Regions from separate parts of the Homo sapiens genome. Here region 1 is linked to region 2. A link is a contact called in ENCODE Hi-C or POLR2A ChIA-PET data. All regions are on one chromosome and are shown on one strand. The core of a region is the stretch at or near the end of the contact, and the rest is flanking DNA. Distances in the headings are between cores, read along the strand shown. Region 1 has its middle 19 kb from the start of YPEL1. Region 2 overlaps MAPK1 (mitogen-activated protein kinase 1).

Region 1 (5,022 bases), core at 1,564-4,063, 42 kb before region 2:
TCTCAGTTCACTTCAACCTCTGCCTCCTGGGTTCAAGTGATTCTACTGCCTCAGCCTCCTGAGTAGCTGGGATGACAGGCACCTGCCACCACGCCCGGCTAATTTTTGTATTTTTAGTAGAGACAGGCTTTCACCATCTTGGCCAGGCTGGTCTCGAACTCCTGACCTTGTGATCCGCCCCCGCCGGGCCTCCCAAAGTGCTGGGATTACAGGCGTGAGCCCCCGCGCCCGGCTGATATTTCCTCTTTAAAACATCTGGGCCTGGTAGAGTCATGTCAAATGAGTTGAAAACTTAAGTCCACACAAAAACCTGCACATGGATGTTTACAGCAGCTTTATCTATAATTGCCAAAACTGGGAAGCAAGTGAGACGTTGATAGCTGAATGGAGACACAATCAGTGGTATATCCATACAATGGAATATTATTCAGTGATAAGAAGAAATGAGCTATGTAGCCACCAACAGACATGGTGGAATATTGACTGCATATGGCTGAAAGATGTCTGAAAATGACACATTCTGTTCTAACTACATGACATTTTAGAAAGGCAAAACCACAGCAACAGTAAAAAGCCGCATGGCTGTCAAGGGTTGGCGGGGGATAGGTGTGCTGATGGTGCAGGGGTGGGTGTGTGGGACTCCATGTACTATCTGCTTAATTACTCTGTAAAAAGCGGTACTAAAAGAGTAAAATCTACTTTAAAAATAGAGAGATGAGCAAGAGGGGAGGAATGACCAGGTTTGCTGAAGAGAGAGGCTTCGGGGGCCTCACAGGGGTCAGGACTTGTCTAAGAGGAGTTTGATAACCATGGCCAAGGAGAGACATGGGCTTCCAGTGATCTGAGACGATCCTGACAATGGAATGTTAATTACAACCTTCAAGATTTAACATTACAGTCCTGGAGAGCCAAACATTCGTAAATGCAGTGCAAGGTCTACTTGTGCAGAGTGAACAGATGAAAGCATCAATGGCAGGAGGTAAAATGAAAGATTTCTGTGGACAGAAACGTCCTGGAGTTCTCGGCACCTGCATGTAGCCTCCCCACTGCTGGCTGACATGGCATTTTTTCTTTTAAAGAGAGTGGGTCTTGCTCTGTTGCCCAGGAGGAGTGCAGTGGTGCGATCATAGCTCACTGCAGCCTTGAACCACTGGGTTCAAGTGATCCTCCTGCCTCAGCCTCTCCAGTAGCTGGGACCACGGGCATGCGCCACTATACCTGGCTAATTTTTTTTTTCATTATTTTTTGTAGAGGTAAATACAACCTGTGTTGTCCAGGCTGGCTCTGAACACCTAGTTTCAAGAGATCCTCTTACCTTGGCCTGTCAAAGCACAGGGATTACAGGTGTGAGCCACTGCACAGCACACAGCACTATTTTCGAGTTTTAATGATTCCTCTTCTCTGGTTACCAAGGTAATACAAAGTATTAAACCTCCTGGTGTATCTGTCAAGAGGTGCTGCACCTTGGAAATTCTCCTGCACACCAGGAGTGTCCTGCTCTCTGCTGTGGCCCAGGGCTGTGTGGTCTTGGGCCTTTCCTCCATCCTCTGGAGTCAGATCTGGCAGGCACATGCTGTGCATTAAGCCTTGGGGCCGGCAGTGGAGGCCTGGCCAGGGCCCTTGGCTGGGGTCGAAGGGCTGATCCTGAAAGGGCACAGGACCAGCAGGCTGCAGCAGCAGGAGTGGTCTTCCATGGAAGGGGCTTCCCGGGGGAACTGCGTTACCTGATTCCCACCACGTGTGCCTGCTGCTTGTGGTGGGGTGCCGTGCAGGGGATCAGGACAGTGGGGGCTCCTTTGGGGGTCTGACATGGGCTCAGAGCCAGAAATGTACACCTGCCACCTCCTAGGAAAAGAAAGCACAAAGCAAAGACAAAGAGGGGAGGGGCGTGGCATGCAGCAGACCATGCTGTCACCCAGGTGGCCTTGCTATCTCTGACCTCAACCTTGGGCTGCACAGCTCATGGGAGCATCTAGTGGATGCTCCAACTAGATTGTGCCAAGGTGGGGCCGGGCCAACGTCTCAGCCACGAGGAATCCTCACAGAGCAGTCACCAGAGCCCTTGCTGCCGGGACACTTCCTCCAGTGCCCAGATATGGCCAGCCTGGGTGGCTGGGTGTGTCTGTCTTCCCTTTGGAGCTCCTTTTGCCAGGGGAAACTCTGTGTTCTCTGATCTCAGGTGGTGCCTATTTTGATGACAGCACGTTCTTTTTTTTTTTGAGACGGAGTCTCGCTCTGTCACCCAGGCTGGAGTGCAGTGGCGCAACCTCGGCTCACTGCAACCTCCACCTCCTGGGTTCAAGCAATTCTCCTGCCTCAGCCTCCCGAGCAGCTGGGACCACAGGCACAAGCCACCATGCCTGGCTAATTTTTGTATTTTTAGTAGAAGTGGGGTTTCACCATATTGGCCAGGCTGGTCTCAAACTCCTGACCTTGTGATCCGCCTGCCTCGGCCTCCCAAAGTGATGGGATTACAGGTGTGAGCCACCGCGCCCTGCCAATGATAGCACCTTCTTAAAACAGGGGAGCTTGTGTATACACTTAACCCTGAGTCGGTTTCGTGTCAACGTCGGATATGTGAGTGTTAGGCTGTTCTTGTGTTGGTATAAAAGAATACCTGAGACTGCATAATTTATAGAGAAAAGAGGTTTAATTGGCTCACAGTTCTGCAGGCTGCAGAGGAAGCATGGCACTAGCATCTGCTTGGCTTCTGGGAGGTCTCGGGGGCTTTTACTCCTGGCAGAAGGGGAAGTGGGAGCAGGCGCGGCACATGGCCAGAGCAGGGGTGAGAGCGTCAGTGTGGGGAGGTGCCACAGGCTTTTACACAACCTTATCTCACAAGGGTAGCACCTCCCATCAGGCCCCACCTCCAACACTGGGGACTACATCTTAGCAAGCTGTTTGGCGGGATCATCCAAACTTGTCATCAGCGAGCAACAAAGGGCTGCCAGAGGGGTGTGCATGCTGCCCCACCCAGGTTAGCACAGTCACGCTCACCCTGGGGGAGCACAGGCAGCCACTGTGACCCCACTATCACCCACCAACCAAACAGTGACTCTGGTGTCTACTTGGGAGTCTAATTCTCCTTATCTGAAAAAAAAAACCAATGCCTTCGGTCTGCCTTGTCCTTGCAGAACCGTCTTCGCTTCAGTCTATTCAAGGCTCTCTTCCCTTCAGAGAAGAGCCGGACACACTGTGGCTGGCTCCCTCCCCGGGGCCTGGCTGATGGTCCCCGGAGGGGCCGCAGCACTGGAGGCACATGTGTGGGCCACCTGCTCACCCTCTTTTCCACTTTCATCGCTTGTGAGAAAACAGAAATAAGAAACGGGCTGCGTCGTTAGCTGCCTCTCCTGCCTGCTGATTCCACTTGTGTTCTGTGCAGCCTGCATATCGTAGGCAGCAATAGCTCTCTCCTCAGAATTCACTTTGGCAGCCAAGCCCCCCTGCAGCTCCTCCTTGCCCTGTGCTCCCTTCTTGGGTAGATGCCCTTTAAACACTGTGCTCCCAGCCTTGGGGCCCTGTTTCCCAGCAACACTGAGTCCAGGGTGCTAATCCCCTGGCGCCTTCCGGCCACAGGCGGCCTTCACTGACAGTATGACTTTCTCCGGTTTGAAATCTGCATTGGCCCAGTCTTTCTTTCTTAACTGAGACATTGCAGATTTATGGACTTTTTTTTATTTTTATTTTTTGATACAGAGTTCTCACTCTGACGCCCAGGCTGGAGTGCAGTGGCGCCATCTCGGCTCACTGCAACCTCCGCCTCCCGGGTTCAAGCGATTCTCACGCCTCAGCCTCCAAGTAGCTGGGACTACAGGCGTCCGCCACCACACCGGGCCAAATTTATGGATTTTTGTTTCCAATCTAGCAGTGACAGTGCTTATTCTAAAACTGTGGCAGTCCATGCTGCTCTCATTCCTGCACTTATTCTTCTTTAGGCACTTAGCGCATTTGTAATTTTAACTTCTTTATATTAAATGGTTAAACCAATGCCTGGCCTCCCTGCTGAGTTATGTGTTGGGAGAGCAGTCTCGTTTGTTTTGCTGACTGCAATACTCATCGCCTTACAAATTCATGTCTTATCAGCCATTGCCTGCCCCTCCCCTATTTGTATGACCTCTCCAATAGCCTTAATCATCCTTCCTGTACTTTTAAACTAGTTAGATGACTGTACTCAATTCCCTAGCGAGGCCTTCCTGCTGCCGACCAGACAGTGATGCCCATGCTGCCAGCTCTCTGTCCTTTCTTGGTCCACTGTGGAGGCGTTAACAGTCATCTGTGGTCTTGTTTTGTTTTCTCAATTGCTCAGTCTTTTGTGACATTTGCTCTCCTCTCAGTTCCCATCACCATTTTTTGGCTCCTCTATGGCAGGCACATTATGCTATCTGTGGGAGGTAGACAGGTTCCCACCCTTGCTTATTCAGAGCAGAGAAAGTTCTACTGATTTCATTTCATAAAAGGATATCGGTGATAAAAGTATTTGAAAACCACTGCTTTTTGGAATATGTAATGCAGTAGACTTTCAAAAGCAATTTAGAAAACAAATTGTCGCCCAGGCTGCAGTGCAGTGGCACAATTATGGTTCACTGGAGCCTTGACCTCCCAGGTTCAAGCGATCCTCCAGCCTCAGCCTCCTGAGTAGTTGAGACCACAGGCTCATGACACCACGCCTGGCTAATTTTTAATTTTTTTGCAGAGCCGGGGGCGGTGGGGTGTCCCATATGTTGCCCAGGCTGGTCTCGAACTCCTGGGTTCAAGCAATCCACCTGCCTCAGCCTCCCAAAGTGCTGCAATTACAGGTGTGAACCACTGCACCCAGCCACAAAGCAATTCTTGAAAAGCAACCAGGGTTGGCTTCCAAATGCTCAGCCCTGTCATGGGTCTCATCTGTAGTCTTAGTGCCTTCCTCCTCCTTGTGTAGATGGTTCCATCTCAGAAAACCTACATTTCCTAGCCTGTAAAGCCTAGCCAGCTCCCCATGGAATGGGAACAATTTAGTATTTTAAAGGAAGTATGAAGAAAGAG
Region 2 (5,262 bases), core at 2,128-4,627:
AAGAAAAACATGTAATTTATCTTAACATGTAGTGGGTTTACTATTTAAAAATTAATTAATACATTTTAAAGTTTCATATTGTAGGCCGGGTGTGGTGGCTCATGCCTGTAACCCCAGCACTTTGGGAAGCCGAGGCGGGTGGATCACCTGAAGTCAGAAGTTCAAGAGCAGCCTGGCCAACATGGTGAAACCCCATCTGTACTAAAAAATACAAAAATTAGCCGGGCATGGTGGTACACACTTGTAGTCTCAGCTACACGGGAGGCGAGGCCGGAGAATCATTTGAACCCGGGAGGCAGAGGTCGCAGTGAGCCAAGATTGAGCCATTGCACTCAAGCCTGGGGGACAAGCGCCAGACTTCTCTCCAAAAATTAAAAAAAAAAAAGTTTCATATTGTAAATAACAATAGATATAACCTACGTAACTAAAAAAAGGTGTGTGGGTCCTTGACTTTTTTTTTTTTTTTGAGACAGAGTCTCACTCTGTCACCCAGGCTGGAGTACTGTGGCAAGATCTCGGCTCACTGCAACCTCCACCTCCCAGGTTCAAGCGATTCTCCTGCCTCAGCCTCCAAGTAGCTGGGATTACAGGTGTGTGCCACCATGCCCAGTGCATTTTTTGTATTTTTAGTAGAGACAGGGTTTCTCCATGTTGGCCAGGCTGGTCTCGAACTCCTGGGCTCAACTGATCCACCCGCCTCGGCCTCCCAAAGTGCTAGGATTATAAGTGTGAGCCACCATGCCCAGCTGGTCCTTGATAATTTTTAACAAATGTAAAGGGATCTTGGCTGGGCGCAGTGGGTCATGCCTGCAATCCTAGCAATTTGGGAGGCTGAGGTGGGTGGATCAGTTGAGCCCAGGAGTTTGAGACCAGCCTGGCCAACATGGCAAAACCCTGTCCCTACAAAAACATACAAAAATTAGCCGGGCATGGTGGTACACGCTTGTAGTCCCAGCTACACAGGAGGCAAGGCTGGAGGATCGCTTGAGGAGGGGGTGGCTACCAGCCTGGGTGACAGAGAGAAACCCCGTCTCAAAAAAAAAAAAAAAAAAAAAAAGCCAGGCACGGTGGCTCATGCCTGTAATCCCAGCACTTTGGGAGGCTGAGGTGGGTGGATCATCTGAGGTCAGGAGTTTGAGACCAGCCAATGTGGTGAAACCCCATCTCTATTAAAAATACAAAAATTAGGCAGGCGTGGTGGCAGGTGCCTGTAATCCCAGCTACTTGGGAGGCTAAGGCAGGGAGAACTGCTTGAACCTAGGAGGCCGAGGTTGCAGTGAGCCGAGATGGTGCCGTTGCACTCCATCTGGGTGACAGAGCAAGACTGTCTCAAAAAAAAAAGAGGCTGGGCGCAGTGGCTCACACCTGTAATCCCAGCACTTTGGGAGGCTGAGGGGGGTGGATCACTTGAGGTCAGGAGTTTGAGACCAGCCTGACCAACATGGTGAAACCCCGTCTCTACTAAAAATACAAAAATTAGCTGGGCTTGGTGGCATGCATCTGTAATCCCAGCTACTTGGGAGACTGAGGCATGAGAATCGCTTGAACCTGGGAAGCAGAGGTTGCAGTGAGCCGAGATCATACCACTGCACTCCAGCCTGGGTGACAGAGTGAGACTCGGTCTCAAAAAAAAAAAAACAGAAAGAACAAAAGAAAGAATGAACCAATGAAAGAAAGAAATGTAAAGGTATCCTGAGACAAGAAGGTTTGAGAATGGCTACCTTATACTTTTCTTGCAACTTTTATGTTTTTAGACAGAGTCTCACTCTGCCACCCAGGCTGGAGTATAGTGGTGTGACCTTGCCTCACTGCAACCTCTGCCTCCCGGGTTCAAACGATTCTCATGCCTCAGCCTCCTGAGTAGCTGAGATTACAGGTGTCCACCATCATGCCTGGCTAATTTTTTGTATTTTTAGTAGAGATGGGGTTTCACAAAGTTGGCTAGGCTGGTATCGAACTCCTGGCGAGTAATCCACCCACCGCGGCCTCCCAAAGTGCTGGGATTACAAGTGTGAGCCACCACACCCAGCAACTTTTCTTTAAAAAATTTTTTTTCTTTCCTAAACAAGCTAAAACAGCGCAAGTTTTCTGAAAGCTGAAATTCTATAAAACGTTACAAATATGTACACAGAGTGCTCTAGCTTCTCAAAACTGGGACAATATGAGTTTAAAAAAAAAAAAGAAAGAAAATTAAAATGGAGAACACATAAAAAAAAAATCCTGGGTCTGCAATAGTGTTTTAAAAACAAAGGTAGGATACAGAGGAAGAGAAAGGGTAAATGGGAAAAATCTTCATAGGAGAATTCTAGCTAATACAAGTAAAAGAAAGAACAAATTTAGAAAATTACCATTTTATAACCTCCAGTATGATAACTGACAGAAGTGAGTGCTGAACCACTGGGGGAAGGCTGCTGGGAAACAAGGATGGCCATCCTGGCTAACATGGTAAAACCCTGTCTCTACTAAAAATACAAAAAAATTAGCCGGGCGTGGTGGCGGGCACCTGTAGTCCCAGCTACTTCTGCACCGTCTTCAGGAATCTGTAGTGGTCGTGTTAGAAACGTGCAAGCTACATCTCATCAGAAAGAACTCACTGGAGGAATCCACAATGTGAACCACTCTGTGAAACAACTGATCTGTACATTGCAAAGTACTGAATGTCTTAAAGAAGAGAGGAAGGGCAAGACTGTTCTAGACTAAGAATAATGCATGAAACAATTAAATCATGTGTTGAAAACAGAGTTACCTAGACTTTTTTGGGAGGATGGGATGTCATGGAATTAATGCTGATCATTTTATGAAAGGGTAAGGGTACTCTAGCTGTGGGAAGAACACCTTCCTTGTAAGGAGCATTAGTATGCCCCAAAGGGTCTAGGAGTGAAGTGTTATATGTTGGTGAAGTGTCACATGGTCTGACAAAAGAGAAGAGACAGAAGAAGAAAGAGAGAGAGAAAGGAAAGAGTAAGAGAGGGAAGGAGGGATAAGAAATATGACAAGGTGTTAATAGCTGGAGAACCAAGGACAGGGGCATATGGGTATTCACTCTACTCTCAATTTTTCTATGGGTTTGATAATTTTCTACATTAATAAAAATAAACAAAATGAAGACAACTGCTAGAAGTAACATTCTCAGGCTACAGGTATCGCAAATAAGAAAAAAATGAACACTCAATTTTCACTTTGGTGACCCTGCAAGTAGAAGGAAAAGCTGGTCATCTTGAAGAACACCCTCTCTGGCTACTTCTCCCTGGAGGGTAATAGAGAAGTGGAGACAGTGGCGGCGTCTAAGTCAGAACGGAGACTGCAAGACCAAGCCACACCAGGACAAAGGCACACCAACAGCTCCCTTTACAACTGGCACTGAACACTGGCATGCCAATGCTCCTTGTTTAGAATGGCTGTCACGTGGCCAGTCAGAGAAAGAACCTGTTGTGTGGGATTATTTGTGATATAGAATTACAGAGAATCAACATGGCATTTTCTTCTCTGAAACATCTGTTACACCAAATCCTTCTTTATAATGGAATTTATGTTAATGAGATTTTACTTTTATAACTAAACTGAACAAATGTAGGATATCAAGAAAAACTAAATGCTTTAAACAAATTCCATTTCCTTATGAAAAAATCTAATAGCTTATCTGTACTAGTAATAAAGGATGGAGGAAGAAAAAGAAGACTATAAGCTAATTAGACCTGTTCTTTCATTTCCACTAAGCCTCTCAGGACTATTTCTGGTTCCTGGGCCCTAGATACAAGATCCAATGTCTATTTTTATTGCTTTTCTTCAAGTATCTTTACATGACAGCAGAGGGAACTGTGTTTAAGAATCTTATAATCCTGAGATACTAGATACAGGTAGTATGTCAGGCCTACTTAACTACTCAATTTTCACACCTTATTCATATATTATTTGCAAATAACAGAAAAATACTGAATCTCAATCTCCATAGCAGCCCTCAATTTTTGCCTCCTGGCTCATAAACCCAACAAAAAATGTCAGACTTCACTTTTCTGGGCTTTTGTAAACTTATTCAACCATTTCTTATGACCAAGACACAGACCTTGCTAGTAGAGTGTGGATGAGACCTGGATGCACTCTCTATAGCCACTCACAGATGCAGAGGAAAGCACTTCATTTGGAAGCAGGAAATCACGTAATTTCAAAAGAATCCACGGCAGTTCCTACTCTGTCCACATTTATGTTTTCTTCAAGTACAACAAATTACAATATAATTCTGCCGAAGAGACATTCTTCATTATCAGATAAATTTGACCTTTATAGAATAGCCCTGGCCCATGTTCACAGAAATACACATTACTGAATAACCTCTACAACAAACCCAGCCTGCACCTAACAGTGACAGCGATAGGTAGGACTTCAGGACAGCTGTCCAAGGAGTGAAACACAGACCACTTATGGTAACAGTGACTGGAGAGGCACACCCCCTCCTACTCTACAACCGTCAGCACTATATCAGCTGAGGTAGAGAGGCTGAGCCCTAGGGCCCAGAAGTTCAATGCCGAACAAAATTTAGACAGCACCTTGGGGCCAGGTGTGGTGGCTCATCCCTGTAATCCCAGCACTTTGCGGGGGGCGTGGGGGGTGCTGAGGTGGGTGGATCCCTTAAGCTCAGGAGTTCAAGACCAGCCTGGGCAACATGCGACATAGGAAGACGCCCTACTTTTACAAAAAAAATTTAAAAATTAGCCAGATGTGGCCAGGCACAGTGGCTCACGCCTGTAATCCCAGCACTTTGGGAGGCTGAGGTGGGCGGATCATAAGGTCAGGAGATAGAGACCATCCCGGCTAACACGGTGAAACCCCGTCTCTACTAAAAAATACAAAAAATTAGCCGGGCATGGTGGCGGGAGCCTGTAGTCCCATCTACTTGGGAGGCCGAGGCAGGAGAATGGTGTGAACCCAGGAGGCGGAGCTTGCAGTGAGCTGAGATTGTGCTACTGCACTCTGCCTGGGCAACAGAGTGAGACTCCATCTCAAAAAAAAAAAAAAATTAGCCAGGTGTAGCGGTGCACTCTGTAGTCCCAGCAACTCCGGAGACTGAGGTGAGGAGGGTCACTTGAGCCCAGGAGGTTGAGACTGGTAAGCCGTGATGGTGCCACTGCACTCCAGCCTGGGTGACAGAGTAACACCCTGTCTCAAAAAAGACAGCACCTTGTCTCTGGCCAGACAGGCAAACTCTCAACGCAGAGGGAGACTTACGGCTTACTGCAATGCATTCAGAAAGTTCTCTTACTTACT

The links. A loop is a pair of places that touch in the nucleus more often than their neighbours do. ChIA-PET counts read pairs that join two places held with the same protein, here RNA polymerase II (POLR2A). Pooled maps may share reads with other maps.
Region 1: a loop to region 2 is called in a map of chondrocyte, with 2.3 times the contacts of the local background. The contact joins two enhancer-like sites. A Hi-C loop is called at or near these places in 5 of 168 maps with a recorded cell type or tissue (HAP-1, K562, chondrocyte and 2 more), 4 of 37 single-sample maps with no recorded cell type and 18 of 50 pooled maps. POLR2A ChIA-PET finds 5 or more read pairs at or near these places in 6 of 52 experiments (A673, GM12878, H1 and 3 more).

Annotation. Positions count from the first base shown.
Region 1 is chr22:21,751,869-21,756,890 of GRCh38, forward strand. No RefSeq gene overlaps it. Among named protein-coding and RNA genes, the nearest start is that of YPEL1, 19 kb to the left of the region's middle. RefSeq lists enhancers at 2,633-2,762, 3,143-3,212, 4,647-4,746. Within about 2 kb of position 2,814, at least 2 of the 41 ENCODE cell types and tissues checked have a DNase peak (open chromatin) inside an H3K27ac peak, as active enhancers do.
Region 2 is chr22:21,793,719-21,798,980 of GRCh38, forward strand. All of the region lies in intron 4 of MAPK1 (mitogen-activated protein kinase 1), which reads right to left. Among named protein-coding and RNA genes, the nearest start is that of YPEL1, 61 kb to the left of the region's middle. RefSeq lists a silencer at 3,808-4,008. Within about 2 kb of position 3,378, at least 6 of the 41 ENCODE cell types and tissues checked have a DNase peak (open chromatin) inside an H3K27ac peak, as active enhancers do.